2 separate regions of the Homo sapiens genome follow, and region 1 is linked to region 2. A link is a loop called in an ENCODE intact Hi-C map of the cell type or tissue named here. Cell type or tissue: endothelial cell of umbilical vein. All regions are shown on one strand.

The links. Peaks named below come from ENCODE experiments on the same cell type or tissue, not always from the same donor. Only the 100,000 strongest peaks of a DNase experiment are listed, where the experiment ranks them.
Region 1: it touches region 2 in a loop (13-fold over the local background); 6 of 110 quality-filtered maps call a loop at or near these places.

The regions. Positions count from the first base shown.
Region 1 is chr2:232,289,045-232,297,044 of GRCh38, reverse strand. The region is part of intron 13 of DIS3L2 (DIS3 like 3'-5' exoribonuclease 2); the gene reads right to left. Among named protein-coding and RNA genes, the nearest start is that of ALPP, 86 kb to the left of the region's middle. RefSeq lists enhancers at 3,491-4,212, 4,213-4,936 and a silencer at 4,222-4,311. In endothelial cell of umbilical vein, a CTCF peak has its summit at 4,222 (motif pointing right); a DNase peak (open chromatin) is centred at 4,234.
Region 2 is chr2:231,921,518-231,929,517 of GRCh38, reverse strand. It overlaps NPPC (natriuretic peptide C), which reads left to right and starts at 3,122. Exons shown (of 3, transcript NM_024409.4): 1 at 3,122-3,358; 2 at 3,803-4,113; 3 at 7,203-7,709. The coding sequence starts at 3,269. The coding sequence ends at 4,093. RefSeq lists an enhancer at 1,778-2,432 and silencers at 2,834-3,053, 4,009-4,058, 4,139-4,228. In endothelial cell of umbilical vein, CTCF peaks have their summits at 3,189 (motif pointing left) and 4,105 (motif pointing left); DNase peaks (open chromatin) are centred at 2,907, 3,127 and 4,067; H3K4me3 peaks cover 1,379 bases; H3K27me3 peaks cover 3,919 bases.

The DNA of each region.
Region 1 (8,000 bases), 370 kb before region 2:
TAACATCTGGCATCTGCCTCCCAGACCCCACACAATGCTGTGGTGACCAGCACTTAGTCCTTAGTCATGAAGGAACTATGGGAAATCTAATTGCAGGGGGAGTCTCAAAGTCAGGAAACTATGTTCACACCAACTCAACAATAAGGCAAGTCAGCAGAGGTGGTGATAGGGTAGGGGAGAGAGAGGACTGGAACAGAAGAGCAGTCATGTTTACTAAATGGAGGACTCACATTTATTGAATGCCTACTGTATTAGTCTGTTCTCACACTGCTAATAAATACATACCTGAGACTGGGTAATTTATAAAGGAAAGAGGTTTAATGGACTCACAGTTCCACATGGCTGGGGAGGCCTCACAATCATGGTGGAAGGCAAAGGAGAAGCAAAGGCAAGTCTTACGTGGCGAGAGGCAAGAGGGCTTGTGCAGGGAAACTCCCATTTACAAAACCATCAGATCCTGTGAGGCTTATTCACTACCACGAGAACAGCACAGGGAAAGCCCACCCCCATAATTCAATTACTTCCCACTGGGTCCCTCCCACAACATGAGGGATTACTAAAATTCAAGGTGAGATTTGAGTGGGGACACAGAGCCAAACCATATCACCTACCAAGTAAAGGCTTTCCTTTATCCTGACAAAAACCACTTAAATTAGGTATTGCTATTTCCTTTAAACAGATGAGGAACTTGAGGCTGAGAAAGATTAAGTAGTTTGAGCAAACCACAATTAGAACTGGAATTTTAACCAAAATCCATGCTCCTTTCACCTCACCAGCATTACAGGACTTGGTGATGGTCTGGAGATAAAGTCAGTGAGAGAGGGAAGAGTCAACAAGTGTTCAGGATTCTCTGGCTCAGGCTGCAGGGCAGATGCTATTGCTACTCACCCTGACAAGGAAGAAAAACAGGTTTGGGAGAAGAGTTTGAGTTCAATCTGAGATTGCGGATTCTAACATACCTGGGAGGCATCTAGTGGAGATGGCCAGTAGGCTGCTGAACATACAGTTCTGAAGTTTATAAGCAAGATTGTAACCTGAAGGGATAAGAGAGCCCTGGATAGAATCCTGAGAAACACCTGTATTTAAGAGCTGGACAACAGAAACTGGGGAGTGGCTATGGAGTTCTGAGTTCTGACATTATAGAAGCCAAAGAGAGAACATGCCTCAAGGAGGGCATAGTCAGCAGCGTTAAATCCTTCTAAGAGGTCAAGTAACAGAGAACATTCCCAAACAAGGAATCCTTTGGATCTATCAGAAAAGACTCTTGCAGGGAGTGCTGGGGGCAGAGATCGGGGTGACAGGTTGAAAAACGAATAGAAAGCCAGGAAATGGCAATCATGAGTGAATACAACTCTTTTAGCAAATTAGACAGTGCTAGGGAAGAGGCAAGATTCATGAAATGGAATGGGAAAGGATGAGAGGATGTGAGAGTGTACTGAAGGTGTTTGAAGGGAGTATATTTAAAGATGACAGAGACTTGTTTCAATGCTGACAGGAAGAAGGCACTATGGATGGTGGAGTAGAAGACATTAAGAGAGACAGAGAGAACTGCAGATTCAAGGTCTCTGAGATGACAAGGGATTGGATCCAACACAAAAGTGGAACCCCTTTCTTGGCTGCAAGAGGAAGGAAGATGGGCAGCGATAACAGTAAGATCTGTGGATTGGGCAGGGGGGATTTAGAATGTCCTAGTATGATTTTTTAGGTTCTTTCCTGAAAATTAGGACACAAATTATCTGCAAAGAATGGGGAGTGTGATGGGGGAAGGAGTTTGAGGAAAGTGATGAAGGTTTGAAATTGCTCCTTTGGAGAATAGGAAAAACAGTTGACCTGGGCAGAGCATAAGGATTGCCAGGGAGTATTGCCAGGGAGTATTCGGAGGCCACAGGATCTGAAGTTACTGTAGCAAGCATCTGTCCCACTGTTAATTTTTTTCTAGCAACTTAGACATTAGTGTGAAGAAAGTTAGGTTGGTCCAAGCTGAATATCTGCCAGGAAGGTATGAGGGAAGAATAAGGGGGTAAGGGAGTGGAGATACAATACGGCAGCATATGGACCAGGAGACCTACGGGGGAACAGGAAGGAAATAAATGGGAAAGAGGCTGATGGGAAGAAAACAGAAGGAAGCGGCTGGGTGACAGATGTCTGGAATGGAGCTAATATTTATTAAGCACGTCCTCTGTCCTAAGCATCTCTCACGCTGATCTTATTTAATCCTCGCAAGAGCCCTGCAAAGCCGGTTCCTACCTCTATGTTACAGGAGAGTTTATTAAGTATTTGGCCCAAATTACCAAGTAAGTGGCACAGCTGAAGTATGGTCCATGTTGCTAATCACTGGGTGTAGTGTCTGAGAGGTCAAGGAGAGGAGTGTGGGAGTCACTGGATAAGGGAGTTGAAGGGGCTGAGGCCATGGTCAGAGAGCAGGCTGTGTGTCTGACCTTGGAGATGGCTGGTCAAAAACAAGATCCAAAAAGAAGTCAAGGAATGGAGAGCCAAGGGTCTGGGTAGGGATAAGGGTAGGGGATCCTTCATGAGGACTGAAATTCACCCAGGATGATGGTATGCTGTTTCCACAAAGTATGTCCCTACTGGTGTGTAGGTGCTTACCATGTACAAGGTTCAAAAGATGAATGAATGGGTCCATCTGGTTCCTGTAGCAAACACGGATGCATAGCTAGCAGGCATTTCCTCCTTGCTAAGGATGGCCTACTTTCACTCAGCTATTCATTCCCCTGTCCTGCTCCCCATTCTAGGGGGTCCGGGGGGAAGCAGACCCAACCTCTAGCTCCAGGGCTGGACGTGACAGCTCTGAGGTAAGAAACCTAAGCCAATCAGGGCATGGCATTTCCTGGCCCTAGAAACTGGTTCAGGAATGGATGTGTGACCCAACCGAGGCCAATGAGGTACGAGGGGATGCTTGTTGAGTGCTTCTGGTCATGCGGGCCAGAACTGCTGCAACCAGCTTGCCACCAGCCTGAGAAGGGAGCCAAATCATGGAGGACACAGACTCCAAAGACTGACAAAGTGGGCAGCCAGTGCCTTGGTGGAGGCAGGCCTGGTCCCTGCCACCTCCGGGCCCTCTACTGCCCTTGTGTAATTTGTGCTCATGCTTCTCCTAAGGACACTGACACACAATGTATCTTCCTACTCCCTTGGCTATGTTCTCCTAATCCGCTCTCTAGAACATAGCTGTTATTTTCCTGAAGCATAAACCTGGTAACACTTCCCTCTTTAGTACCTTTGACGGCTTCCTGCTTTTGGAGATATGAAAGTGAATTCAACACAGCCCAGGCTCGCTGAAGGTTGGTTGTTCACATGAACAAATATGGACAGTAACAGAGCAATGGAAAGAGGTGGGCCTGTGCTCGGGAGGGTGTGCCAGCCAGGGAGGCCCTCAGGACAGACAGAAGGAGTCTTACAGGACAGGGAAGGGTCACTCTCCAGCTCCTGCAGAGCTCCATGCACTCCCCGACGCGGTCCACTTCCCTGAGGGGTTCAGAGCAGACCAGGCTCTCTTAGGCCTCTGTGCCCTTCCTCATGCTCCACCTGCTTCCAGGGGAGCCCTTCCTGCCTGTCCCTCCTCTGTCAAAGTGGCCCTGATCTTTTGTTTTCCCCTTCGCTGGAATGCCAGAGGTATTTCCCCCAGAGAATCCAAGGGTGGCTTCACCAGGTCTCCTGGGCAATCGGTGTCCTTATCACTGTCACAGCAGGTGTCCAATGTCATTCCTTCAAAATAATTTCTTTTTCTTCAGTAAATAAATTCTGCCTCACGTCTGCCTCCTGCTCAGTAATTGCCACCAGATGACCAGCTGTGGCTCAGACACTCTCAGTGTTCAGGTGTTGCCATCTTGTCAGCACCCTCAAGAGGCACAAGCTCCTTCCCTCAACAATGCTCACTAGATACTTCCTAGCTATCAGGCACGGCAAGGAACCAGGCAGCAGCAGCGCTCTGGCCCTAATCACCACCTGCAGGGACCACCCACAGAGCAGCTCAGCTTGGGAAGTCAGCCTGCAAGAATGGCAGCCACTCAGACTTCACAAGGTCTTTCTCTCTCCAGAGGCAGCTGCCATGTCAAGCAGGAGAGCTCACCACTACCCAATCCTTTCCCCAGGAACAGGCTTCCCTGGGTGGACAGTTTCCAACTGCACAACGGTCCTGGTATTGAGTGAAGAGGGAAGGAAGTGAAGGACCCAAGAGGCAACAACAAGGTTGCTCTGTCAGCTTCCACCAGCAGAGGGCGGAAGCCTTCAAAAGGGTTCAGTTAGAGGCAAGGCTTTCATCCCAACAAGGAAAGGGCAGTCTCCCCAGGGCAGAAAATGGGAGAGCCTTCTCCTTTCAGGGGCTCAGGCTGAGGTCACACAGGAGGGCAGGCTCCAGGCGGCCAGAGCATGAGACTACCACTGGGTCCCCTTTGGACCTAGGCCTCCTGCTCTAGGGTGGGGCCCCCAGGAAACTGGCCTTAAGAGAATCGCGTGGGTGAGCTCTAGGAGCCTGGATGAGTTGAAGGGACTAGGACCCTTGGGAGAGGAGAATCTTCCCCAGACTCTGTGGGAACATGGGATGCAGGCCCTGTTGGGGTTGTTGGGCCTTTGAGAGGCCCTCCTTCCGCCCGTCTGAGCTTTCTGGGTAGGATGACAATGGAGACAGCAAGGCGACCCTCCCAGCAGATGGCAACAGGTGGGTAACAAGAATGAGTGACTGAGGACTATGTACAGCTTCCTCAGGCTGCTCAGATTATTGCTGCTTGGGGATGGCACTTTAGGGAGAACTTAGGGGCAGAAACAATGTCCTAGGTAAGCAGAAGGAGGGGTGTCCACTGAGTCTTTTAATGTAACTATTAAAAGATATGTGACCTTATTTTGGATCCCAGCCTGGTGAAGACAGTGGGCCAGGCTACATTCATAAGAATAACCAGAAGCGTGACGAGACAAGACAGGAAAGTGTGGCTAGGCAAGCATGCCAGGGGTCCCTCTGGGCTACTGAACAGGTAGATCTTTGGCTGGCCCAGGCACACAGGCAGCTTTGTCAAACAGCCATACTTGGAGAACGTCATGCAAGGGCCACTAGGCACTAAACTCCATCAGTTAGGGAAGACGCCACATCAGAGGTTTCGAGGCTTTGGAAAAGTCCTGGCCTGACCTTGGAAGGGCAAAAAAATGAGTTTAAAAGTTTAGGAATTCCCTGTTTTGTTCGCAATACCTCCAAGATGACCTCTCATGGACAACCAAGTCTCTCTCTGCCCGTCTCCTGGAAGGTACTTACAGCCCCAGCAGGACAGAGCCATTCAGCTTTCTCTGCAGACTACTCCATGAATGAGCAGGGGAACCTAGGATGCTAGCTCAGAGCTCCCCTCACAGGGGTGTAATGAGGGAGGTCACTGGTAAGAGCACAGTGTGAGTTATTTGGCCAGGATTGCTCCAGTTCAAACCAACATGGGTTCTCCAGGAGGCCTGTGAATTTGCTTCAATCTGCTAGTTATTAGGACCAAGGTTCAAACACAGGTCAAGGCCGGCCTGGGAAGCCTCCAGCCTCTCCACGGTTGACTCTTCCCCTCATAGTCCACTGGGTCTTACAGGGTGTCCAACTCTTCCTTAAGCTGAAAGTGGTAAATCCTAGCACAGTTCAAACATTTCAGCTATGCCATTTATGGCAGAATTTAAAAGATCAGAAAAGTTACTTCTACCTGCAGCCTTGGTTTTTAATAGAAAAATCTGATTAGAAGAAAATCACATTTTCAGAGATGATCTTGAGTTTTTCTTCTTTAGTGTTCACTGTTTGGTTTGGATTTCCTAAGTATAATTTCTTTTTTTCCATCTCCTTTTTGCTTTCTTTTATAAGACAAAGATGCTGTGGACTTTGCTTTAACTTGGTTAATGACGATTCTATGGCAATGTATTAAATTTCTTTCTCCTAAGTCCACTGAAGTCTTTTTGGACTTGGAGAGAGCTTTTTAAGAAAGAACTTGCTCATTCAGCAGGATTTTCCTCCCCACCCCAAGCTCTGGTTCTGACCTGGAAAAAATAAGAGTGAGAAAGAGCAAGAGAATCCTGCAGTCCTGACGCTCAACTTCACAAACCACAAAAAAGAACCTTTCTCCAGTAACGTAATCATGGAGATTTCTGGCACCTTGGTCTTTCAAGAAAAATACATCCTTCTGCTGGCACAGGGACCCATCAAACTAAACCCTATTCAGCATGGAGTTCCCGATTCATTAGTGTTGGAAAGTCTATAGCGAGGCTGGCCGCTCCCATTGGATGATGCCTCCCTGCAGCGCCGTCTGTAAACCCCACAGCTGTGTTTTCACTTAAAGCCACTTCTCCTGACTGCGCTGCACCTTGTTCCAGAGGCTTGCTCTGTTCTCATTAAGGTTAAAAATGACAGGACAAGGATTCTTCAATGCTGAGGTTTTACTTTCTGAGAAGAAAAAACGTCTGTCTTTGGAGCTATGGTCAACCCACAGGGAGGGTTGCTCTGTAGGAAGGAGCCAGTCCCAGGAGAAAAGGGCCTGGTGGTAGCATTCATGCCCCCAGGTCAAGCCGCCTCCTCTTCTGAAGGTGACTCCATTGCTCACCAGCACGTCTATGGCAGGAGAGTTCGGCTCACCACTGTCCCACACGACCTGTATTACTGGGTGAGCCCAGCAAGGAAGAGCTCGTCCCTGATCCCAGGGTCTCCTTTAGCAGAACAGGAGCACCTTTACCTCAGCAGCTTCCCGATCAGGACCTGCCCAGTTAGTGGGCCATGTTCTTGCCTCTCACGTGCCTGAGCAATATGCAACAGTGAATACAAAGCATGATGAGCAAGTCTGCGTGTGTCACATGCAGCCAGCTGGAGAGAGAGTGCAGCCAATCTGCTCATCCTAATCAAAGCTGGAGAATTTTTGAGGATTTTCATGGCCAAAGAGGATGACTGCGTTAGAACATCACCTTATCAAACCATTTGTGCTCAGAGCTCAGGGGCCTCAGGCCAACTACTGTCGAAGGAATGCAGTTACCCAAAGCTGCTTCCACAGGAAAGTGCCAGTGCTGACTGCAGGAACTGCATATCACCCCTTCCAATGCACAGAGATGGTTGTGCACCTGGGAAAGATGCTATCTAGATTTCCTTGCATATAGAATATACTAATTCTGTTACCTATCTATCTGCTTTCTAAATAAAGCTTGTGGTCCTGCCCTCAGCAGTGGTCCTACCCAAGCTGCAGACCTTGTGGAAGCCTCCCACAGCTACACAGCCCTGGTCAAACACTCAGCAAAGGGAAGGGAAACAGAAGTAGCCCAAGCGACAGGCTCTCCACCCACTCAGAGATGGTCTACACTTTATCCTGGAATCAGATTAGGATAGAGGATAGTTATGTGTGTAGATCATATGAGCTTGGCTCTCTAGCACCTGCCTTCCTCAAGGGTGGGTTAGTATGTTCCTCTATTTTCACCAGATTTTGTCTTAAGAAATAGCCTTATAAAATCTCTTTCCTGGCTGGGCGCGGTGGCTCATGCCTATAATCCCATCACTTTGGGAGGCCAAGGCAGGTGGATCACCTGAAGTCAGGAGTTCAAGATCAGCCTGGCCAACATGGTGAAACCCCATCTCTACTAAAAATACAAAAATTAGCTGGGCGTGGTGGCGGGCACTTGTAATCCCAGCTACTCGGGAGGCTGAGGCAGGAGAATCGCTTGAACCCAGGAGGCGGAGGTTGCAGTGAGCCAAGATGGTGCCACTGCGATCTCAGACATGAGAGAGGCAAGAACACGGGCCAGTAACTGGGCAAGGCCTGGACAAGTCTCCAAAAAAAAAAAACAAAAAACAAAAAACTCTTTCCTCATTTGCCCAAAATGCAAACGCTGTCCACTGTTGTAACACTGAATATTTCCAATATCAAGCCTTAAGTGAGAAGCTGCTTTTAGGTGCTAAGAAAAATAATTCTCAATGTTCGATGGGGTTTGTTGTAAGAGATAACCTTGTAAACTCTCCCTCCCCCACGCCACCAAGCAGGACGACTGCA
Region 2 (8,000 bases):
GCCTGAAGCACTCCACCCTCCCGAGGTCTGGGCACATGGGGTTCTGCAGTCTCATCGGCCTCCCCTGCCCTCTGTGTTGCCCTTTGGTGAGGCCTCTCATTTGGTTTTTCTCAAACAGCACCCCTCTAGGCCTGACTCTAGTACATTCCACTGTTAGCCTGGTTTTCTGTCGAGGTTTTCCTCTTCTCTTCCCTTCTCTTCCTGTGTTTCCAGGCTCAGCACAGACTTTTCCTTCTCCAGGAAGCCCACCCTGCTAGTCCAGGCTGGAGGAGGAGCCCTCCTTGGGTGGCCTCAGCCTGACCTGTCCCCTTCCCTGTCATTGTCCTTTTCAGCCTACAAAGCTCATGTCTGTCTGCTAGGGGGTTCTTCCCGGCTGGATGGAACCCTGCAGGCTTCAGGGATGCTCAGTAGATACCGGGAGATCAGCGAGATCAGTGAGAACGACATGATTCCTTACAGAATTACCGCGGCCTTGGGGCCTTTTCTCCCTCTTTTGCCGTTAGGAGGAAATTTAAAATTGAGCAGTCAATAAAATGACTTGAATAGCTCATATTCAGCTGCTCAGTGAGTTCAACTTTCCCAGGCCATGCCCCTGGGGCCTGGGGCAGAAGAAGCAGACTTCGTAAGGGAAAAGCAACAAAAAGGGACCTGAGTTCCAAATCTAGGCTCAGGAGGAAGAGTGGGCGTCCTCTGCAGCTCCCCAGGCAAGGAAAGCAAAGGGAGAGGGGAAACCTTCATCTCCAAGGCAGTTATGTGCTGATGGCACACCTCCCGGTGGCCCCTCCTGCCCAGGCCTCTGACTCTTACCCACCCTGCCTCCCAGGCCCCAGCTAAGCAGAAGCTGCTCCACAGCCTGCCCCCCGGGAAGCCTCCCTCTGCAGATGACCACCGCCCAGTGGTCAGGAGTGGCAGCTCACCAGATTTCCCTTCCAAAGATGGGAAGGTGAGTCCAGGGAATCGGCTCTGCCACAGTAGGTTGGGGGTGTCAGTTTTATTAATTTAGCCTCAAAGTTCAAACAGAGAGGAGACCTAGATAGTCAATCACCTGGACGCGAATGTGTCTAGGAACACAGAAGACAGGAAGGACCAACCTAAGGACGTTCAGACAGAAGGAAGTAGCCATGAACAGCGGAAGATTTCCTTAATAAGGGGCTTTAGAGGATGTACTGCTGGCCCCTGGAAACCAGCCCAGTGCTTGACTCTAGAGTCAGTCTGTGTGGCTCTGCCTGACTCTTTAAACAGGTATAAAGAAAGCAAGTGTCAGAGAAGTTCCAGATGGTAACATCCTTCTTTGCACAGCAGGCAAAAAGCAGAGGGAACTTTCACAGCCCACCTGGATACCCCTCCCTATACTGCTTTCTAGTTCCTCTTCCTTTCTCCTCAAATGAAAGAGTGGTGCCACTCTATGGGTGTTAGCACGGAGAGGAATTGGGGGGCTGCGTGGAGGTGGTGACTCAATTCACCAGAATCCACAGAAGGTGCCCTGTTGATGTCTGGATCTTCCTGGAGATCAGGAAACTTTGCTGCCCCAAACTCAGACCTCAGGTGTTAGCTGTTTCCTAAGCAAAGTGACCTGTGTAGTGGTTGCTCCAATGTTGTGAGTCAGGGTATGAGAGTGGGAAGGGGTAGCCTGAGAAAGGTGCCGACAGAGCAGACCATGATGCGGCCGCCTTAGCAGCTCTGGGACCAGGCTCACTACCACGGAGGGAAGAGGGAGGCTTGGAGGGAACCTGGTTCTCCAAGCCCCTCTTCACTCCAGTTGCCTTCCTGCCTCAGGCACAGCTTCCTCTCCCTGGAAAATCTCGTCTGGGCTACTGTCTCCCCAGAATCGCCTTCACGCCTGGGGACAGCCACTGCACTCCTGCGGCAACATTTGTTCTCTCTCCAGCCTGCGTCCTGCTCAGCAGCAGCCAGTCATAGATTCCTGCTCTTCAATCAATTCGGGGGATCTGGGCTCTCCGCCTCTGCGGCCCACACCGCAGTGCCCAAATGCCCACCACACTCCTTAGTGTCCAAGGGACCGAGAAGCCCAGTGCAAGGAGAGCAAGTTCGTGAGTGGTAGGGATATGTGGCCATGTCCCGAGAGCCACGGGGACCTCTCTACAGTCAAAAACGGGAAGTTGACCACCTGTCACGGCTGGCAGAGGCTGGACTGGGCCGCTGGCTAGGAAGCTCTCTCCCCAGCCTGTGAAAGTGCACAGGATACTGGAGCGGGCTTCCCCCAGCAGCGGATCCTCGCGTGGGTGCAGGCAAGGTCAGGTGCGCATTGTTCCCACAGAGGGAGTTCACCAGCGGAGTCAGACCCCGGGACGTTCTGTGTGGCCGAAACCGGCTGAACGTGAACCTAGAGCAGTAACTGGCGAGCATACGATGCCGCGGAGCACACGCATGAGCATGAATATCTTGGTTCCGCGCTCGCAGTCCCCTCGTTCCCGCCTTGCGCTCAAACACTCAGGCTGGCGACACCCCTGCACTCTCCAGTGTGGAAGACTTGCGCTCCCCCCTGCGGCCCAGGCGAACCCCGCTCTCCCTGCGCCTCCCACCCCAGTCCTCCAACCCCATCCTCTGCCTCCCCAACCTAACGACGTCGCTGTGGTCTGCGCTCCCGCCCTGACCGGCAGGTGAAAGGCGGAGCTGCAATGCCATCCCGCGGCTGTCAGGTGCCCAGGGAAGAGTTTGGCGACAAGCAGGGCTGCGTGGATTTCGGGCAGCGCCAACTTTATGCCTGTATGACTTTGGGCAAGTGACTTCATTCCTCTGAGCCTGTCTTTGCACCTGCAAAGAGGGCTACGTATCCCTTCCAGGTAGAGTGAGTGCGATGAGGACCTAGTGGGTGCACAGGGCACCAGGCGCACCGATGCTCGGCAGGCCAGGGCGCGCGCTCGCTGCAAATGGAGTTCCCCTGTGCGCTCAGCTCTGCAGCTCCAAGTGCAGCCTGGAGCGAGCCCGCCGAGCCGCGGGATCCCTCCGGGGTGGGATAAGGGAGGGGAGCCCCCGCGGCCCCCTCCCGGCCCTCGGCGCGGCCGCGTGCGTGGTGTCATTGGCCCGGGCGGCCCGGTGGGCGGGAGGATGACATCAGCGGCAGGTTGGATTATAAAGGCGCGAGCAGAGTCACGGGCTCAGAGCGCACCCAGCCGGCGCCGCGCAGCACTGGGACCCTGCTCGCCCTGCAGCCCAGCCAGCCTGCTCCGCATCCCCCTGCTGGTCTGCCCGCCGACCTGCGCGCCCTCGCTGCCGCCCGTGTGCGCCCCTCGACCCCAGCGGCACCATGCATCTCTCCCAGCTGCTGGCCTGCGCCCTGCTGCTCACGCTGCTCTCCCTCCGGCCCTCCGAAGCCAAGCCCGGGGCGCCGCCGAAGGTGGGTGCTGTCGTGGGGACGCCGAGCCTGGGAGAGGCGTGGGAGGCTGGGGGCTTGGAGAATGCGGCGCGCAGGACCCAGGAGAGAGGGAAGGCAGGCGGCTGTCTCCTCCGAGATGCGCGTGGGCGAGAGCCGGGGAGCCCTCGAAGCGCGGATTCGGGGGTCCACTTCTCCAGCCTCCGGAGAACATCGGCCCATGCGCAGCCCCCTACCCCAGTGTGGCCTGCCCGGCGAGCAGCAAAGGGAGGGCAGGGGGCTTCCGGAGGGAGCGGCGAAGGCGGCCGCGTGGCAGGTGGATGCGGGGCCAAGCTGGCCGGCATCGGTGGGGGCGGCTCTGGGCTTGGGAGGGACACCCCGCGCCGGCGGGCGCGTGGGGCTGGAGCATCAGAGTCCCCCGTGCTGCAGCCGCGTGTCCCTTCACCTGCCCGCTCTTTCCTCGGACAGGTCCCGCGAACCCCGCCGGCAGAGGAGCTGGCCGAGCCGCAGGCTGCGGGCGGCGGTCAGAAGAAGGGCGACAAGGCTCCCGGGGGCGGGGGCGCCAATCTCAAGGGCGACCGGTCGCGACTGCTCCGGGACCTGCGCGTGGACACCAAGTCGCGGGCAGCGTGGGCTCGCCTTCTGCAAGAGCACCCCAACGCGCGCAAATACAAAGGAGCCAACAAGAAGGGCTTGTCCAAGGGCTGCTTCGGCCTCAAGCTGGACCGAATCGGCTCCATGAGCGGCCTGGGATGTTAGTGCGGCGCCCCCTGGCGGCGGTGAGTACGGCCCACCCGACGCCCAGCCCCAGCCCGGCCCGGGACCGCCCGCCGCCCAGCCGGCCTTCGGAGGCGCGCGAGCCGCCTTTGCTCAAGTTGTGCTAGGCGTTTGCCAGCCGCCCCCTTTATTATCCCACTTTACAGACAAAGAAAGCGAAGGATAACGTGATCGGGGAACTTTGGCAAGGTCAGAAACGGCTCAGCCTGGTTGAACCCACCTGGCTTCTTCTGGAGAAGCAGAAACAGGCTTGGTGGTGTCTCACCCACCCCTGAACCGTAGCTGAACTAGCAGCACTGGCCCCTATTGGCCAGCTGGTGGGGGGATTGAGAGGAGATCATGGGTTTGTGGGAGCAGAGAAGGAAGGTTACACCCACAAGTCCAGGGGACATCGATCATCTGCTGGCCACCATGCCCCCTGTAGTGAGAGTAGCCCTCTGCTGGCACTGTCAGAGCGCCCTTCTGCCTGGGACACTCCGATTCCTGTCCCTTCTCTAAACCCAGGCAGTGGGCAAACTGGTCTGTCCAGGGTCCTGAGGCAGCTGCAGCCTGGTGGCTTCGGGGGTGAATCTCAGTGCTTGTGGCACTATTTCAGGGAATAGGAAAGACACTAAAGTAAATATTATTTGCCCCAGCCTCGAACTCAACACGTCCCAGAGTCCCTCACCAACCCTGTCCCGACCCAACCGGTGCTCTGGGCTCCGTTTCTGGTGTGGGGTCTCACCCCGCACTAGGGCTGGAAACCTCTGCCCTACCGCCACCCCCTGCCGGGTGCCGCGTGGTGGTAATTTACTGCTGCAGAGAGCCTCACCTCTCCTCTTTCCCTCCTCTCTATTCCTGCCGCCTGCCCGTGCCCACTGAATAACATCCCAGCCTCTGACATTGACAGTCATGTGCGTTAGGATCAGGCTTACCTGGCTTTCTCGCTTTCTTGCCTCCAGCTCAGCAGCTGCCACTGCCTGTCCCACACCTTGACTGTCCCATCCCAGGCTACGGGCAAGCTGCTGTCTCCTCCCCAGAAACCCTTGTCAGTGTCGGATCTTCTCCCGGAGGGAAACAAGAGCGCCTGTCCAGCACACTGTCTCTTTTTTACAGTACAGAACACTTTTTCACAGTTTGTGAACCCATTCACCTCTCCATATTGAACAGCTTAAGGGCGAAGTGCTGGCCTAAGGCACTCTAGGACCCACTGCACCCCGAACAGACTCGTGGAAATATTTGTCAATGACCAGAGAAACCAGCACACCCTGGCCCATGGCCACTCCCACCTGCCCGAGGTTTTAACCAGTGCCCTTCCTCTCTTTGCAGCCAGACCTCACTCGGCTGTGGGCCTCTCCCCAGTTCTGCAAAGGCTGTAGTTGTCTGTGATCTTGACTCTCCCCTGCACAGGGAGAAGAATGATTCTGACACTTGGGGACCAGCCTTCAGTAGCTACCCTTGGAATGCCTTTGCTCTCTTCTCTCCTGTCTAAACAACAAAGAGACGGAGTCTGAGGCCTCAAATTTTCAGTTTGATTTAAGCATCAAGTTCAAACTTTAGAACCTGAGCAAATGTTAGTGACTCTCCATTGGTTCGTACCTGGAATGCGCATCCCCACAGGGGCTTTGTTCTTGGGCCTGGATGTCTGTGGTCACCAAGTGATGGCCAAACGGGTGGTGAAAGATGCTGTGTAGGAGGAATCCACATTGTTAAGAATTCTCGACCCCTTTGATCAGGGGGGTTCAATAATCTCCTACCAGCTCTCTTAGCATAGATGAACACTTACCGTCGACACCTTCAACACCGGCTTACGCCCAACACCAGCTGTTTTATTATTATTTGGGAAGGGCGGTGTGGATTTATTATTTGGGATTTTTTAAATGAAAAATAAAAACCCCACCCTCACTGCCCCCCATTCCCAGTGAGAGAGCAGAACATCATTCCTGCAGGCTCCTGGTGACGATGCCCAGGATATATCACTGGGCGTAAAGAGAAAGACAGCTTAGATTTTTCACATTAATGAAAACTCTTTGAGGTTGTGGCTGTTTCTCCACGCAGTGGGTGACCTGGGCTCTAAGCCACCGTAATGATGGTGGTTGATGGTTCTAGGTATTCATTGTAAAATGCTAATGACAGAGACTGGGTGTAGGTGAAACCTGAATGAACACTTTGCCCCTGGGGCCCAGCAACATCACAGACAGCTGTCATCTGTGTAAACTCACGGCAGAGCCAGAGAAGGGAGTGGGGGAGGGTTCATCAAGCCATTCTGGCCCAGGTCCCCTCTGTGCATGCTGTCCTTTGGGAGGGCACTGAACGCCCCTGAAGGCCACCTTCCTTGGGCCCCGGGGCACCCACACACCCATTAGCAGAGAGTTTACCCTAACAACACTCAGAGCCCATGACTGTGCATTTCCCCAAGGCTGGTGTGAGACACCATTTCCTCTGCTCCTGAAGGGGACCTGGACCCAGACCCTTTCCTCTGCACAACCAGCTAGGGAAGGAGGTGCTGTTTACTGGGTGGCAGCTGTGACCCAGACACTGCCGATGCCCGATCCGAGGCTCCCTGTTGAATCTGAAAGCCAGCCCTAGGAGGTGGCTATTATCCAATTTTATGGGTGAACACTCCCAGCTATCCAGGGTCATCCAGGGACCCAACGTCAGAGTAGAGATTTGAGCCCAGGATTCCTGATCCTGAGATGTCTCTCTTCTCCTTCCATCCATGGTCACTCAGACACACGAACCCCGGGCGAGCACTGACTGAGGGTTTGCGTTGTAGCAAAAAAGGGATGGGAGATTTTCCATTCTCTTTCTCTCACTGCGCTTCCCTGAGTGCCAAGGGCAAGGCCTGTGGTTAGACTGGGGGAAGAAGGAGTGTTGCAGACACGCTGGTTCCACTTGTACTGGGGCAGCAAAGCAGAAGGGGCCTGGGGAGTGCGCAATGGGGGGCTCCTCCCCTCTGCAGGAAGGCCTGGTTGGGGGGGTGGCGGAGGTAGGGGAACATCCCTCAAGCTGCTGGGAGAAGGGGAGGAAAGGTTCTAGAACCACCCTGCCTGCTAGGATTTCTCAGCTAAGGGGCCAGAACTGAGCGTCCCGTGTTCACTCTGTGTTTCAGGATCGGGAACTGGCTCCGTTGTGCTGAGGTCATCTTTGGTCATCAGCCTCCAGCATCTGGAAACACCTCCAACGCAATGTGGCTTTTACATTTCTTTCTTTCTTTCTTTTTTTTTCCTGGTACTGGGAATACACAACACCAGCTGTTTTATTATTATTTGGGGAGGGGGTTGTGATTTTATTATTTGTTTTTTTAAAATGAAAAATAAAAAGTTATATATTATATATATATTATATACATGAAACACACACACCTACACCGACTTGATGACAAGGGACAGTTTTTAAGAGACTGACAGAACCAGCTGTAAAACATTGCTGTTTGTAAATTCATGTCATGCATAAATGTATTTATGTTGTAAAGCTATTTATATTGTTTATAAAGAGATATTTATAAAAATTTTATTTATGTAACTAAATGAAAGAAGTCAATCATTGTAATGTTTTTGTCCTAACTAGTTAAAAAAAATGTAAAAAAAAAAAAGTCATTCCATGAATATCTTGAAAACTGTCTTTATTTACTTGTTGCCTGTATTTTTTAGGACTTAGGCTGAGAAAGAGGGAGAATGTGAAGAAAAGGCATTGCCTCCAAATAGGTCTGACAGGCAGATTCCCAATTCTGGATTTATCTGTGTCAGAATCCCCTGGAGACCTTGCTAAAAATACAGATTCCTGCCTTCTCCGAATCTGATAGGACTGGCTGTGTAAGTTTCGTCCCAAGTGATTCTGACCAGCTCAGCCAGGTCAGGAAGCTCTGCTCAAACACCTGACCGCTAGGAAGTCAGATGTTATGAATTAA